2 separate regions of the Homo sapiens genome follow, and region 2 is linked to region 1. A link is a loop called in an ENCODE intact Hi-C map of the cell type or tissue named here. Cell type or tissue: adrenal gland. All regions are shown on one strand.

Region 1 (8,000 bases):
GCTGGGCTTCACGGTGGCTGCACAGAGTCGGGCTTGATTCGCGGCACACGACCCAATGAATTAATAACCGGCCTGGGCTTCCCGGCTTTGCCTGCGACAATCCCGCCCAGCGCGGGCGGAGGAGAGGCCGCCAGCCGAGGCCGCGCGGAGCCCGGGCCGGAGGAGGGCGCAAGGGGCGGGGGCGCCAACTCCAGCAACCCTCGGCCTCCGCCCCTCACTCGCGCAGCCACCTCCCGTCGCGGCCCGGCTGGACCCGGGTCTCCCTGCCCGGGGTCCTCCATGCCTGCCCAAGTGGCGCAGCTCACAGAGCTGGGGGCCAGGTCATCCTCACCCTGCCGCCCTCTCCCTGGCTGCCCTCCTGGGAAGCTGTTTAAAGCTTCTTCGGCACAGCCCCAGGGGAGGGAGCTGCGGTGGGGTGGGGGGCTTGCATGGGGGTCCCTGTGCGTGTTGGTGGTGTGCGCCTGCGCGCAACGGGCCTCACATCATAGCTCTACACTGACCCTGGTTTACTGATTGATTTTCATGTAAAACGCGTTCAATCCTCAAGATGACCTCACTCAAACTCTGCCCTTCCGACTTTTTTTTTTAACTGCTGGCAGGCCCACAAACATGCAGGCACTGACCTGTTACCAGGGCGGCCCCCAGCCCTACCCCACCCCCAGTTGTTGCATGTTGAACTCTACAACCATATTACTGGGTTTTATTGCTGCCAGATACACAGGACTTTTCCTGTTGCGCAATTTGTCACGTCCCCTTAAAGCGCCGCAGCAGTGGGGCCAGCGTCCTCGCCCCACCCTCTCGAAAGAGTCCCCCCAACCCACGCTACAGTTAGGGCCCTGGATAGAAGCTGTCCCTCCATGGCGACAACCAGACTCCAAGCAGAGCATCCTTCCAGACTGGAGGAGGTTAGAGGTCAGCCCCGCCCTCTGCAGAAGTCACCTTGAAATTGCCCCTCGGCCTCCACTTGGCGCAGCTTCTTGGGGGATGCCACCATCGTCATCTGTGCCAGTTCCCCCTCTTTAAATCCCATGTCCCACCAGCAGCAGCAGGGTAAACATCCAGGAAGCAAGTCAGTGCCCCCACAAACACACACAGTGGATTCAACTGCTTTCTGTCGCATCCTTATCTGAGGGTGACCCCAGAATTCCAGGGGAACCCCCACAATCTGAATCCCAGGTAACCCCGTCTGCATCTGCCTAGTCAGTGTTTCCTGCCTCCTCCCAGGCAACTTCCTGGGAAACTCCCCAGGCGGAGGACTCCGAGACCTCAGGCCTTCCTGTCTCCCCTCCCCCTCCTCTCAAACCCCTCCCCCTCCCTCCACCTCTTCAGTTTGCTCTTCAAACTTGCTGGACGCCATTCTATGCTGGGGCCAAGAACACAAGAGCGGAGGAAGGGAACAGGTTAAAGAAAACAAGAAACACAATCAGACCACAGAAAAGCCAGGCAGAAAAGGGTTCGACGGGCAAAAAGAATGTGGCTGTCCAGATAAAGAATGTCTGTCCCGGCCCCGGCCTGTGCTGCAAGTGGCAACTCACCTAGCCGCCTGCCACCCAGGCTCCCGCCCACCGCGCAGCCCCGCCAGCGGCTTCTCGCCTCCCCTCTGCCTCGGATAGGGTTAGGGCCTGAGGTAAATAAATGCAAGGCCTTCAATTCTCCAAGCAGTGCGCAGTGCATTTTTCTTTATTTCTGGGAACTTGCGCCCAGGTCTCTGTCAGGCCTGCTGTGAGGGATTCTACGCGGGGAGAAGGTGGAGGCTGCGCAGGTGGAGAAAGGGGCCCCAGAAGGGGGGCTAGAAGTGGAGGGCAACGTGGGGGCGGGGCGGGTATCCCAGAGGGTGCCCCTGGAGGGTCCTGTAGTTGATGTCTTAAACATGCAGGTCACTTGTTTCAGAGAAACTTTATTTGCTTCTTAGGCCTCGCTAGGAGCATCGGCTGTTTCAGGACCTGGAGAAAGGCCCCCAGCTCTACCCTGAGAGGACGTGCTCCTCCACGCTCCTCCGCAAATGCTGTCCCTCTTCCCCAGCCCAGGGCCCGGCTCTTCGGTGTGTCTGGGCCATTCCAACCCCCGTCTCCCCACCTCTCCGCATGGCCCTCGCGCCTTGAGACTGGGCAGGGCAGGCTGATGGAGGGGCCGGGAGGGGTGGCGGTTGCCCAGGCTAACGTGTCCGTCGGTGGGGGTCCCCTTGTCTTCGCAGAGGTGTAAGGACAAGTTGAACGCTTTGGCCATCTCGGTGATGAACCAGTGGCCAGGAGTGAAACTGCGGGTGACCGAGGGCTGGGACGAAGATGGCCACCACTCAGAGGAGTCTCTGCACTACGAGGGCCGCGCAGTGGACATCACCACGTCTGACCGCGACCGCAGCAAGTACGGCATGCTGGCCCGCCTGGCGGTGGAGGCCGGCTTCGACTGGGTGTACTACGAGTCCAAGGCACATATCCACTGCTCGGTGAAAGCAGGTAAGCTGGCCCTGGCCCCCCGGATCCGACCCAAGGAAGGCCATTGGCGCACCTCGGCTTGATTCAAGAGAAAAAGAAACCTGGGGGGAGGCTGAGGGCCAGGAGCAGGGTCGCTGGGCGATGACTGCGTTTCCGCGGTGGAACCTGCCCTGTGAGGTGCCGGCCCCTCGAAATCACCCCTACCTTTGAGGCCACAGAGCCCAAGGTTCTCCATGCCCCGAGATGGGGTCCTGTGGCTTCCTGCCCGCTTCTGGAGCCCCCACTGCAGGGGGTGGGAAAGCGTGACTGGGGGAGGGGCGCTAGGCCCTTCCAGGCGAGGGAAGACAGCCCTGCGCGGTTAGCCAGGTCTGGGCGAGCTCCTTCCTCTCGTTTAGGGCTTAAGAACCAACCGCCCCCACCCGCTATCCCAAGCGCAGGGGTGTCTATCCTGCCCCGGAGCCCGCGTCCTGGCTCCTCCCCGCCGGGCGCCCGTGGATCCTAAGCTGCCTTTGGGGAGAGGCCTGGTGGGCGGCAGTAAACCCAGGGGCAACCACCTCCAGCATCTGGAGGCGGCGCGCCCGGAGCCTGCGTTCCTACTGGGAGCCGGGCCGGGACGCCCTGGGCGGCGGGCAGGCCCCGAAACGCCGGCCCGAGTCGGCGCGAGGCTGTCTTCTCTGGGCCTGCAACGCCACACGCTGTTGCCGGCGAGGAACAGCCGTGGAGGAGGCGCCATCGCGCGCACGCAAACCTCCGGCCCGAGGCTGTGTGCACAGCGCTCTTCTCCGCCCGCATAAATTGGCACGTTTAGCAAAGCCGTTCACGGTGAATTTCGGGGAAACTCTGCCTTCCTCAACCCCCTTCCAGGCTTCCCTACTTGTCTCCTAAATTCCATGTTAATGGCACTATGTTAGTAGGAAAACACTGTTAAGGTGTCAAGGCACACTTGTAGGTAAAGGCTAGAGTGGCTTCTCGTCCCCACAGAAAGCAAAGGCGTGGAGCGGGGGCGGCAGGGGCGGGTGTGCGGCCCGGAGAGCTCCCGGCTGCAGGCAGGCAGGAGGCGGCGCCCCCACCTCGCGGGCTCGGCGGCGGCCCCTGGGCCCAGGGCGCCCCCTGCGCAAAACCTCCTCCCCGGCTCCCTGCCCGCGGGGTCCCCCTAGCGGGGGTCTCCGGAGGCCTCCTCCCAAGTGAGCAGCGCTAATCCATCCCCCGGATCGCGCCGGGAGAGCGGAGCCGCGGCGCGGGAGCCGCTCATTGGCATTCTGAGCACACGGGCGGGGGCGCGGGGCGCAGCGTGTCAAGCCGGGCCGTGCGACTCGACGACTCGGGCTCGCCAGCGCCCGGGGTCGCATTCCGGGGGGCTACGGAGGGCCTCCAACGGCCAGCCCCGCACTTCATGCCAGAGAAACCGATGAGAAGATTAAAAGCCCCCTGTAATTCCAGCAGGAAGATTCTTTCTGGCAATCTCTATTTGCAAAAAGCATGATCCCGGAGATTGGAATGCAAAGAAGACGGCCCTCCCCGCCCTCCTCCCCGGCCCCCTGCGCTCCGCCCCAACTTCAATTATTGTCCTGGGGACAGTGAGCCTCAGAGAGCGACAGAGGGCTCGAGAAAGCGGGTAGTCAAGGGGCCTTGAGACCCGGCGCTTCCAGCGCTCCGAACAGGCCCCGCCATTTAAAATTCAAATACACATCTTGAGTGCTTGGAAGAGAGGCCTGGCTGTGCAAATAGTGCTTGTGAATTGCACACGGGGTGGGGGGGGGTTGCACCTGAGCAAATAGGGAGGGGGAGGCCCGCGAGCTGGGGAGAGAGTGAGCTGAGAACAGGGAGGGGAGAAAATGGAAGTGTCCCCTTCCAAGAGTGTCTCCTGTTTATCCCAGAAATCACAATGACAATGCTGGGCCCTTTATTGGATTTTAATTAGAAAATCCACACAAGCCTCGGATTTTCACACCTCGGCCAATCTCTGGAATGTTTGTCCAGTTGCTACAACTACTGCAGCTATTTTTCACTCCCCGCCCCCGCCCCTCCGCAGGCCCACGCCGAGGCGCGGCAGGGTGCTGCGGGCAGGCGGGCAGGCGGGCAGGCGGGCCAGGGGTTTCCGCCGCGCAGCCCGGGTGCTGAGTGCGCGAGCAGGCGCCGCGCCCCGCGCCGGGGCGGGAGGGAAGGAGGGTGCGCCCGGCGCCCGCGGGAGCTCAAGGAGGCTTCCTGAGGAATCCAAGTGCAGAGCAAACACCCTCTGGATGGATTCGCGGCGAGGCCGGGTGTGTGCGGAGCTGGGGGTGGGGTTGGAGGAAGGCGGAAGGAAAGAGTGTCACCGGCCTCTGCAGGAAACGCCAGCCAACCTCTGTGACCGCCAGCCCAGACTTAGAGAGTCGTTAAGGAATGTGTCGGAATCCTGTCCCTGGGGCAGTGGGGTTGGGGGAGGGAGGTGTGTGCGGGACCCGCCTGGAATCAATCGCCCCGCCCCGCGCCTTGCGCACCCCTGGCCTAGGAGCGCGGGCACCAAGCGTGCGCCCTCCTCCCCGAGACGCGCCTCCCTCTCGGAACTCAATGCCCTGTCCTCTCTTCTTTCCCTTCTCCTCACCCGCAGAGAACTCGGTGGCGGCCAAATCGGGAGGCTGCTTCCCGGGCTCGGCCACGGTGCACCTGGAGCAGGGCGGCACCAAGCTGGTGAAGGACCTGAGCCCCGGGGACCGCGTGCTGGCGGCGGACGACCAGGGCCGGCTGCTCTACAGCGACTTCCTCACTTTCCTGGACCGCGACGACGGCGCCAAGAAGGTCTTCTACGTGATCGAGACGCGGGAGCCGCGCGAGCGCCTGCTGCTCACCGCCGCGCACCTGCTCTTTGTGGCGCCGCACAACGACTCGGCCACCGGGGAGCCCGAGGCGTCCTCGGGCTCGGGGCCGCCTTCCGGGGGCGCACTGGGGCCTCGGGCGCTGTTCGCCAGCCGCGTGCGCCCGGGCCAGCGCGTGTACGTGGTGGCCGAGCGTGACGGGGACCGCCGGCTCCTGCCCGCCGCTGTGCACAGCGTGACCCTAAGCGAGGAGGCCGCGGGCGCCTACGCGCCGCTCACGGCCCAGGGCACCATTCTCATCAACCGGGTGCTGGCCTCGTGCTACGCGGTCATCGAGGAGCACAGCTGGGCGCACCGGGCCTTCGCGCCCTTCCGCCTGGCGCACGCGCTCCTGGCTGCACTGGCGCCCGCGCGCACGGACCGCGGCGGGGACAGCGGCGGCGGGGACCGCGGGGGCGGCGGCGGCAGAGTAGCCCTAACCGCTCCAGGTGCTGCCGACGCTCCGGGTGCGGGGGCCACCGCGGGCATCCACTGGTACTCGCAGCTGCTCTACCAAATAGGCACCTGGCTCCTGGACAGCGAGGCCCTGCACCCGCTGGGCATGGCGGTCAAGTCCAGCTGAAGCCGGGGGGCCGGGGGAGGGGCGCGGGAGGGGGCGGGGCGGGGCAGCAACAGCAACGCAAAGCAAAAAGACACTCGGAAAAGGCGCACGAACCAGACTGAGTTATAATAAGAATAAGAATAATAAAGTAGGACAGTCCAAAGTAGACTCTAAGGAAACAAGGACCCCGGGAAGTTTTGTTGTTGTGCTTAGTTGATATATATTTTTTGAATTTTTTTGGTTATTGTTTTATTTTGGTTATTTTTTCCTCCTCTCCTGGCTATTTATTTGTTTGGTATGAATAGATGTTTTAAATAATATGAACCGGACCTTCAAGAGCCTTAAATAGTTTGTTTCTTGGATAATTTATTATGATCATGTGAACTGTACTCACGGGGGAAAGATTATTTTGTGAGGCCAAGCAACCTGCTCAGAGTCTATTTTTCTACATGTCCCTCGTCCCGGCTGTCAGAAAGCAAACCTCTGTCCCCGCCATCCCTCCCTTCCATCTCCTGCTTCTCAGCAAGTGCAAACTCAAACGTGCTTCATGGGGGTCCACAAATTATATTTTTATACACAGAATTGTAAATTAGATTTTTTGAGAGATCAATACTTAACTGAATTACATTTCATTTTTGAAATAGTGTAAAATATGAAAATATATTATTTTAATTTAACTAGTTTCCGATGTAACAGCCATCTCCTCTGTTGTCTTTATGGTTTCATATTCCCTTTGTATTCACCATTTTGCCACATTCTTGGAAGCCAAGACTGTTACACACACAACATACACACACACTTTTCTTTTTCTTTTCTTTTCTTTTTTTTTTTTTTTTTTTTTTTTGGACAAACTGGAAGAACTGTTATTTTTAACTTCAAAGAATTTATTAGAAAATAATATTTTTTAAAAGCGCACATAGTGACGAGCCCACGAGGATGGAGCCTGCAGTTTGTACAGAGAAAACAAAGGATGTTTTTGCATTAATAAATTGAGAAATAACGCTGTAAATTTACTAAAATGTATTTTTGAATATTTTGTAATAGTTTTATAGAAATAAAATGTGCCATGCACAGAACGCTTAGTATCTAATAACTAAGAATTCCTGTTGCAGCCCTTTTTCTTTTAGTTTTTGGCTTCTTTGTTTGGGAAACCTAGCGCTGACAGGAGCTCCCAATATTCTATTTAGATGTGTTGCTTATACTGTGAACTCAGACTGACTGACTTAGGTAACCAAAGTAGGCACACAAACCAACTTGTTTCTTCTCATGGCTGGAGAAACCTCAGCTCTGTTTGTATTTATTGTGTGAAGCTCTTTCTACACTCCCAAAGGTTGGGAGTGCCATTCGTGGGGACTGTGCTGTCCCCCTCACCCCACCCCTTAACTAGCAAAGCCTGATGTGTAAGCCCAGAGGAGGTGGCCTGGGGATGGCCACCAACAACCTTCTCTTAGGACTCCTGTGTGTGGTTGCTGGGCAGACCCCTGGCCTGACCCTGTTTGTGCTTCTCTGATCTGTAGGGAGGAGGCTCATTGCTGCTTTCTGAGGTCCTGTTGTGTCCCTTCCAGAAAGCATCCTTAGAAGAGAGGACCCGGTTTGATCTTCTCTGAAGCTCCTATCCTCTTTTCTTGAGGGTCCCCTTAAATCTGAGTGGCAAGCCCACAGTGGCGAGGGCCAGTCGCTGGAATGTCGGGGCTGCTGTTGAGGTCCTCAGGCTACACTGGTTGTCTGTGTCACATGGCGGTCGGGCGTGGACTTTGATCCCTGTTGAGAGAGCATGCTGCTGTGGGCGCTGGGCTGGGGAAGGTCCTTCCATGCTTCATGCTGCCTTGGAGGTTTGGCCAAGAGGGTCTCTGCCCTTGGCGGTTGTCAGGGTCCCAGGTGGAGGACTACTCCCAGTTCTTTGGCTTACGGAAGGTGTCTGCCATGCTTTGTGCTTTGGGCCGAATCGTCTGAGCAGGCTGGGCCTTGGAAGAGTTGCGCTGCATGAGCTTGGGGCCTCCCAGCAGCTGCAGCCTGTGTAGAAGGTGGTCCAGGCTTAGGGAACAGGAGTGAACAGACTTCAGCCCCACCTGGCAGGGGCTGGCTCCCGAGGTTGGGCCCAGTCCCTGAGGGTCTGCTCTGCTACGGGTCTGCCCTTGAGTGGCCTTCCGTGGAGGGTGTGTGACCAGG
Region 2 (8,000 bases), 740 kb before region 1:
TGTATGGCTTGCCTTGATGATGTCTTTCATTAGTTTTGGAAAATGTTACCGATGATCTCTTTAAACAGTGGTTTTTCTGTACTCTGGCTTTGGTTTCTCTCTGGATCTGCAGTTTGAGGCATGTTAGGTCATTTCCCTGAAGTCCAGCAGGCCTATCATGCTGTCTTCTGCAGTCCCCACCCTTTTCTTCTCTGTGCTTTAGTCGCGACATTTTCCATTGACCTGGACTCTAGTTCATGACCCTTTCTTCTGCTGGGTATCATCTGCTGTTAAACCCATCTGTTGAGTTCTTAATTTCAATTATTGTATTTTCCAGTTCTAAAATTCCCATTTGGTTCTTTTTAATAGATGTCAATTCTCTGGTGAGATTTCCCATTTTTCATTATTTTCCCCATCATTTCCTTGAACATATCCATAAACTATTTTAAATTCCTTACCCGGTAATTTCAATATGTGCATCAAAGGTGGGTGTATTTCTGTTGACTTGTTTCCCCTGACTTTTGGTCACTGAGTTCTGTCACGTTAATGTGCCTGGAATTCCCCTGCCCGCCCTGAATTCTAGACCTTGTATATGAACAGTTGTGAGATCTCTGGGTGTTGTCTGCTCCCAGAGAGGGTTCATGCTTTCTGTGCGAGGCAGATCAAGGAGGCGATGGTTGCCTTTCCCTCGCTGTGGTCTAAGCTGACTTGAGGCTGGGCCGTCAGCTGGGCTCTGTGTGCCTCTCCCCTCCTGGGGTCTCAGCCAAAGGCCGTGGGGATCAGCAGGCTCCTCTTCTCGGCAGGTGCTAATCTCCAAGCCTTGATTTTTCTAGAACTTGCTAAACATTCGCTACTGTGGCTTGGGGCTTTCTTTTTGGCTTGGTGCCTTTCCACCCCTTGCAGCCTCATAAGGCAGCGTATGTGTGAAGGAAAATGCTGACACCCGCCAGGACTGGTTTATCCCTCCCCTTCTCAGGGGGAACCTGGTCCCTCGAGTCTCTCATTTTAGTTCTCCATCCACATGAGCCTGCCGAAGCCTGGGTGGGGTCTCTGCCTCTCAGTCGTGGCCTCAGGACCGGCCCTTTGTGCAGACCGCAGTCTCGCTCTATATCAGGCTTGATGGGAGAAGCTGCAGGACGTGGCCCCCTCTCTGGGGAGCTTACCCTTCTCCGTGGTTTGGCCGTTTCAAGTCCTGTGGTCTCTGTGGTGCTTCAATGCTTTCAAACAGATCTTCGGGGTGTTTTTTTTTTTTTTTCCCCAGATTTTCTGTTTAATATTGGCAGGAGCACTGGCTCACCACAAGCAACCTCCTACATCAGCAACTTGAGCTTTTTCCAAATAAAAAAAATTTAAAACATCAATAATAAATAACTGTCCTCTTGGAAGCTGCAAGGGAAAAGCAACCCTATACTGATTTGAAGAATTAGACAGGCACCTAGCAGTGAGCTGAAATTTCATCATGCCCTGCTGTGAGTTTTTGATTCTTCCCCCGACCCTTTTTTTTTTTTTTTTTTTTGGAAAAAAAAAAGTCAGGTTAAGAAAGTTCCTTTCTATTTTGTATATTGTTTAAACACATGAATGATTGTTAATTTTATAAAATGATTTTTCTGAATCAACTGAGGAGAGCATATGTCTTTTCTTCTTTAATCTGTTAGGTTAACTTAGTAGTTACTTTGTAGATATTCTGGTGTTGAACCATTTTCACTCTTGGGTTAAATCCCACGTTGCCATGATAAATGATCTGTATACACGGCTGATGTGCTAATATTGAGTTTGGAATTCTTGCGTGTGTGAGCAAGAGCAGGGATGGCAAGTGACGTTTTCCTGCATTTTCCCGCTCTGGTTCTAGTGTTAATGTTGCTGGCTGCGTTAAACGGGTCGGACCCTCCTCTGGCCCTGCTCGTCTGTGAGCCTGGTTTACCTGGTACCTCGGGGATGCTGTGTCATGGTTGTCGTGCTGTTTTCAAACTCCACTACTCTCAGGTTTCCTTTTTTTTTTTTTTTTTTTTTTTTTTTTTTTTTTTTTGAGATGGAGTCTCGCTCTGTTGCCAGGCTGGAGTGCAGTGGCGCCATCTCGGCTCACTGCAAGCTCCGCCTCCTGGGTTCAAGCAATTCTTCTGCCTCAGCCTCCTGAGTAGCTGGGATCATAGGCATGCACCACCACGCCCAGCTAATTTTTGTATTTTTAATAGAGATGAGGTTTCACCATGTTGTCCAGGCTGGTCTTGAACTCCTAGCCTCAAGTGATCCACCCACCTCAGCCTCCTAAAGTGCTGGGAATACAGGTGTGAGCCACCATGCTCAGCCAGCTTTCCATTTTTGTATCACCTTTGGTTCATAGAGTTATTTAGCTAAATTTGAGCTTGATCATGTTTTTTTTTTTTTTGGCAGGGGGTGGGGCGGGGGGTGGTGTGGTTGGTAGATTTTATCTGTCATGGTAAATGTTTGGGCCTGAGAGGGAACCTCAAAACTGATGCTATAATGACATCTTGGCAAGAAGCCCGCAAGAGGACATTTATTTATTTTTGAATGTTTTAAACGTTTTTGTTTGGAAAAGGCTCAAGCGCAGCAGGAAGGTTGAAGAATGCTGTGAGGAGCACACGGGTGCAGATAATCGTTGGTGAGCGTTCTTGCCATGTTGAACTGATGTGTGTACAACTTCTCTGCTGAACTGAGAAAAGCACATTTTGGATGTTGTCACTTTGCTCCTTAGTGCAACATGCACCTCCAAGAGAGTCTTTCAGAGCTTGGAGAAGACCCAGTTTCTGATGGATGAGAGATCTCGCCGTGCAGCCACCCCTTCCCTTCATCCTCATCATCATCCGTGTTCACTTCCGTGATTTCTAACTGCTGGAAGGACAGCAGTTGCAGCACAGGAGGCTTTCCAATGATGACGGACCGGGAGGCAGCCCTCCCGTGGTTTTCTGCTGCTGTGTCTGTTTCCTGGGCAACAACAGCTTTGTGCCACGTTTCTCAGTCTCCTCCCCAAGAGATCCTGTGTGCATTTCATCTGTTACTCTACAGGGAACACCTGAATTTAAAATTGTTAAAACGCTGTAGTAATGAGTTTTCTCAGGCCTGTAACTGATGTCAGGAGACCTTTCCGGCCCATTCACGAAATGTGTCAGATATAGAATAAGTCTAACACAAAATTCACAAATATATGCTTGGATAAAAAGGCCATCATACTGAGAAAAAAAATATTACCTCAGTGCCAACAAATTAAAAATAATTTTATATCCAAATTGTTGACTAAGGTATTCCCAGGTTTCTCACATCCAGGTTTTTATGCTAAAGTTCTTTATAAAAAGAAAATTTTTAATTTTTTTTACTTCGGAATACACACCTGTTTGCTTTACTCATTTGAATTTGATGATGTGTTTTCAAAGAGTGATTGAATGAAACCTGTACTTATCTTGTGTGTGTTTTCTGGTGTTCTGTGTAATGAGCAGGAAGCCTCATTAGTATTGAATGCATATGCCCCCGTATTACCTGGTGTGATCTCTGGCCAGGCGGTGCATGTCCAGAGGCCTGAGTAGGAGGTGGGTAAACCAGTTCCCCGATTCTGGCCTACCACCAAGGCTTGGTCAGACAGAGTCAAAACAAATACTTATTAAATTAAATCAAATAAGTGGGTTCTGGTAGTTGGGTTGGTTGGAGCGTTTACTGTGCAAGGAACAATGGAAATGCAGATGGGGTCTCTGCATTTCCGTTCACTTTTCTCCCAGTGTGGAGTGGTAGATTGCCTTCCTGTTCCCTCCTTTACTCCTCCTTAGACTTCGGGTTATTCACATGACTTCACACATGTGACTCTGCAGCTCCACCTGCTGAAGGGGTGCTTTGCATTTTCCTGCCCTGGACTTTGGATTCAGATGTGTGAGTTGCATTGACGTATGGAACGGGGCATAAGCCTAGAACTCAGAGGCCTTTTTTCCCCCAGCCTCTTGCACTTCTTCCTTTGTGTTGGGGACTTGCCCAGGATAGCCCACTTCCTTTGAGTTGGGACCTGGCCCAGGATAGCCCACTCTTCCCAGGAAGAGACTGGAGGAGCAGAGGTGAGCTGCTCTAGCTGAACCCAGCCTAGATCGGCTGACCCCTAGCTGACCTTCAGGTGTGTGGGAGCCACGGAAGCGCCTTCTGTGTGCTGTGCTGGAGTTCTGTGGTTGCCTGGGTCTGTGCCTACAGGTAACTGTTAGTGTTAACCGAGGACGCCTTGAGACAGAGAGGCACTGTCTTTGTCTTAATGTGATACAAAATGTGTTAACTGACAATGCGACAGGCTTTCTATTTCCTTTTAATAGTCTTCCTAATGAAAATAATCCAAGAACTGTAAATATGAAAAGTTTGACCTCAGACTTGAGGCCTTTACTTTACAGAAGAAGAATGGGCTCGTGATTTAAAGTTGGCCTGAGTGGGGCTGGAACCCTGGCCCTGGAACGCCTGGAAGCTGCAGACTCTCTTGTATGATGAGAAAAGGCGCTAGGACCACCCAGTTGTGTTCTGCACATGGAAAGTCTAACTCAAAAAGCAGCCTCCCTTGCTGGAGTCCGTCCGTCTATGGAGGAACCGTCAACGTTTTAAATAGTTTAGTCTTTGTGCGCGGTTGGCCGTGTGCTGGTTCCTGGGGCCCCAGGTTTGACCCGAGAAGTGGCAGGGCTGTGCTATCTCCCGAGTTCCTAGGCACAAGATGTCACTATTGTGCTGACTGTGGAGATAACGTTCTTGTTGAAATTTTAATGCCTTTAATGGTTTGCCTTTTTAGCCCAGAGTGAACTAATCAGACAGCCTCTGCTAGGACATAAATCATAGCATATTTCTGAGGAAACTCGGGTGAAATAAATCAAGGAATTTTTTTTTTAATCAGCTCTTCAATCACTCTTTTTAGTCACGTAGAAAAATGGTCCATGCTGTATTTACAGTTTGATGGTAAGGAGATGTTTAACATCAATGTAGGAGATTAAAAATGACAAGTTATATGGTGAAGAGTGTGAAAAGGTGTTTACACTGACATGCAATATCTCGGCTGATCTACAACTCAATAATAGATACCATAAATCTCACCGCAGGCCCATGAGGCTGCGCGCGGGAGAAGCAAACATGACGGGTCGGCGGCTCTCCCACCCGTGGGCAGGCCTCGCTGCCCAGCTCCAGCCAAACCTCGCAGAGCCACCTCGCAGCTCTCCGGAGCGGGCCATGGCGCAGCCTCCCAGCGGCCACAGGCAGCGCTTCTCACATGTGCGCGTGCCCGGTGCAGGTTCGCCCACTCTGCCTCTCCTTTCAATGAATTGGAATGCCTTCCTGATTCTGTGAGTGAAAAATCAACCTGAGAAAATAATGTTTTATTCCACCTCTAGTCCCAAACACATTCTAGTTCTTTGTTTAATCAAACAAAAATCTTCATCAAAAGTGTACTTACCCTACTTTTTTAATAGACATTACTTTTTACATTATTATTATTATTATTATTATTATTATTATTACTATTGAGATGGAGTCTTGCTCTGTCGCCCAGGCTGGAGTGCAGTGGCACCATCTTGGCTCACTGCAGCCTCCACCTCCCGGGTCCAGGCGATTCTCCTGCCTCAGCCTCCCAAGTAGCTGGGATTACAGGCACCCGTCACCACACCCAGCTAGTTTCTGTATTTTTCAGTAGGGTCAGAGTTTCACCATGTTGGCCAGGCTGGTCTCGAATTCCTGACCTCAGGTGATCTGCCCTCCTCGGCCTCCCAAAGTGCTGGGATTACAGGTGTGAGCCACTGTGCCTGGCCACATATTGTTTTTAATTGACAAATAATTGTGTATACTTTTGGGGTAAACTGTGATGTTTTGATCTAGGTAATACATTGTAGAAAGATTCAATCAAGCTAATTAACATATCCATCACCTCACCAACTTATTTTTTTGTATGTGATAAGAATGTTAAAAATCTATTCTTTTAGCAATTTTGAAATATACAGTATGTTATTATTAACTGTGGTTGCCATGAAGCACATTAGATCACTAGAACTTCTTCCTCCATGCGAAGGGAGACCTTGGATCAGCATCGTCCTCTCCCCACCACCACAGCCTCTGGGGCAAAAATCACCTTTCTGCTTCCAGTGTCTATGAGACTGACTTTTTAAATTTCACTGTAAGTGAGGTCACACAGTATTTCTTTCTGTGCCTGGATATTTCCCTTAGCATAATGTCCTCCTGGTTCATCCTTATTGTTGCAAATGACAGAATTTCCTTTTATATTTTCTTAAGGCTGAATAATATCCCATTGCGTATATATGCCACGATTTTTTTTTTGAGCGGAGTCTCACTCTGTTGCCCAGGCTGGAGTGCAATGGTGTGATCTCGGCTTACGGCAACCTCCACCTCCTGGGTTCAAGCGGTTCTCCTGCCTCAGCCCCCAGAGTAGCTGGGGGTACAGGTGTGCGCCACCACACCTGGCTAATTTTTTGTATTTTTAGTAGAGACGGGGTTTCACCATGTTAGCCAGGATGTTCTTGATCTCCTGACCTCGTGATCTGCACGCCTCAGCCTCCCAAAATGCTGGGATTACAGGCGTGAGCCACCATGCCCGGCCATATACCACGATTTCTTATACATTCATCTGTCGATGGACACTTAGGTTATTCCAAATCTGGACTATTGTGAATAGTGCTGCAATAAACCTGAGAATGCAGGTATCCCTTCTGCATACTGATTTCATTTCCTTTGGGTCTTTCCCCCGCTGTGGGATTGCTGGATTGTATGGTAGTGCTACTTTTAACTTTTTGAGGAACCTCCATGCTGTCTTCCAAAATGGCTGTACTAGTTTACATTCCTACACACAATGTGCAAGCTTCCCCCTTCCCTACATCCCTGCCAACACTTGCCATTTGTGTTTTTCGTAATAACCTTCTAACAGGCGCGTGGTGATATCCAGTGGTTTTCATGTGCACCTCCCTGCTGACTTGAGAAGTTGTGCATCTTTAATGTACCTGTTGGCTGTGTGCATCTCATCCTTTAAGACGTGTCTGTTTGGATCCTTTGCCCATTTTGTAATCAGGTTCTTTGTTTTCTTGCTGCAGGGTAGCTTGAGTTCCTCATGTATTTTGGATGTTTAGCCCCTCACCAGATGGATGGTTTACGGATATTTTCTCATTTTGTGGTTTGCCTCCTCACTCTGTCGATCGTTTCCTTTGCAGCACACATTCCAGTTCTTGCAAAAGAATTGTAGATGGTGGATGGTTTTGGATTTTGATTTTATTTTAAAAATGAGTGATATTTATTATATAAAACATTCGATGTAAAAACTTGACAAACCCCAGGATTATTAAAATGATATGTAAAGTAGAAATAAGTTTACTGTAAGTGAAGCCTCAAGGGCTCGCTTACAAGCTTTTATGCTTTAGCCTTTTAGGGCCATCCTTTCCCCATTTCCCTTTTCAACAAAAATGAAAATCCTATAAACAAAATCAGCATTTACTTTCACTTGCACACGTGCACATACGCGCGCATGCACACACACACACACACACTCTGGCATGTTTCCTGGGTCACACTGTGTTACAGGCTGATGTTTTCTGAATTGGGACGGAGAGTGGTTGGTATCAGCCTATTCACATTCTCTTGGCCGCCGTTGCACTTGATGCCAATAGGAAGGAGTTATGAGAGAATGATCGAGGTTAGTAGTAGGTTCCGGGTATCAATACTTTTTAGAATTTTTGATTGTATTCGGTAAGTATTTATTGAGTACCTATCATAGACACAGCCAAATAGTAGCTGCTGTGAAGAATGTAAAAGCCATGAAGCCACGGCTGTTGTTCTAGGAGGTTGTAATTCGTTGAGAAAGGCTATAGTATAGTGCTAATCAAATCACATTAGAACCAACTAAGCTGGCTTAAGCCCATCAACAAAATAAAAAGATATGACCATAGAAGAATAATGACTATAAAAAAGGATTTTTTTCTAATAGCACATTATAATGTTTTAAAACTCAACTTCATAATAGCATACAATGTAAGGATTTCCATAGCATATCACTTCTATCC

Evidence for each region. Hi-C counts contacts between places; a loop is a spot of excess contacts. Peaks named below come from ENCODE experiments on the same cell type or tissue, not always from the same donor. Only the 100,000 strongest peaks of a DNase experiment are listed, where the experiment ranks them.
Region 2: it touches region 1 in a loop (3-fold over the local background); 2 of 110 quality-filtered maps call a loop at or near these places.

The regions. Positions count from the first base shown.
Region 1 is chr7:155,800,752-155,808,751 of GRCh38, reverse strand. It overlaps SHH (sonic hedgehog signaling molecule), which reads left to right. Exons shown (of 3, transcript NM_000193.4): 2 at 2,195-2,456; 3 at 5,026-8,000. The coding sequence ends at 5,852. Among named protein-coding and RNA genes, the nearest start is that of SHH, 7.7 kb to the left of the region's middle. RefSeq lists enhancers at 1,648-2,616, 2,617-3,586 and a silencer at 3,493-3,672. In adrenal gland, no CTCF peak of the experiment used is centred here; DNase peaks (open chromatin) are centred at 3,161 and 3,367; H3K4me3 peaks cover 2,058 bases; H3K27ac peaks cover 1,671 bases; H3K27me3 peaks cover 1,211 bases.
Region 2 is chr7:156,541,063-156,549,062 of GRCh38, reverse strand. The region is part of intron 2 of RNF32-DT (RNF32 divergent transcript); the gene reads left to right. It overlaps LINC00244 (long intergenic non-protein coding RNA 244), which reads right to left. Exons shown (of 1, transcript NR_024119.1): 1 at 7,962-8,000. Among named protein-coding and RNA genes, the nearest start is that of LINC00244, 4.6 kb to the right of the region's middle. In adrenal gland, a CTCF peak has its summit at 4,667 (motif pointing right); no DNase peak of the experiment used is centred here.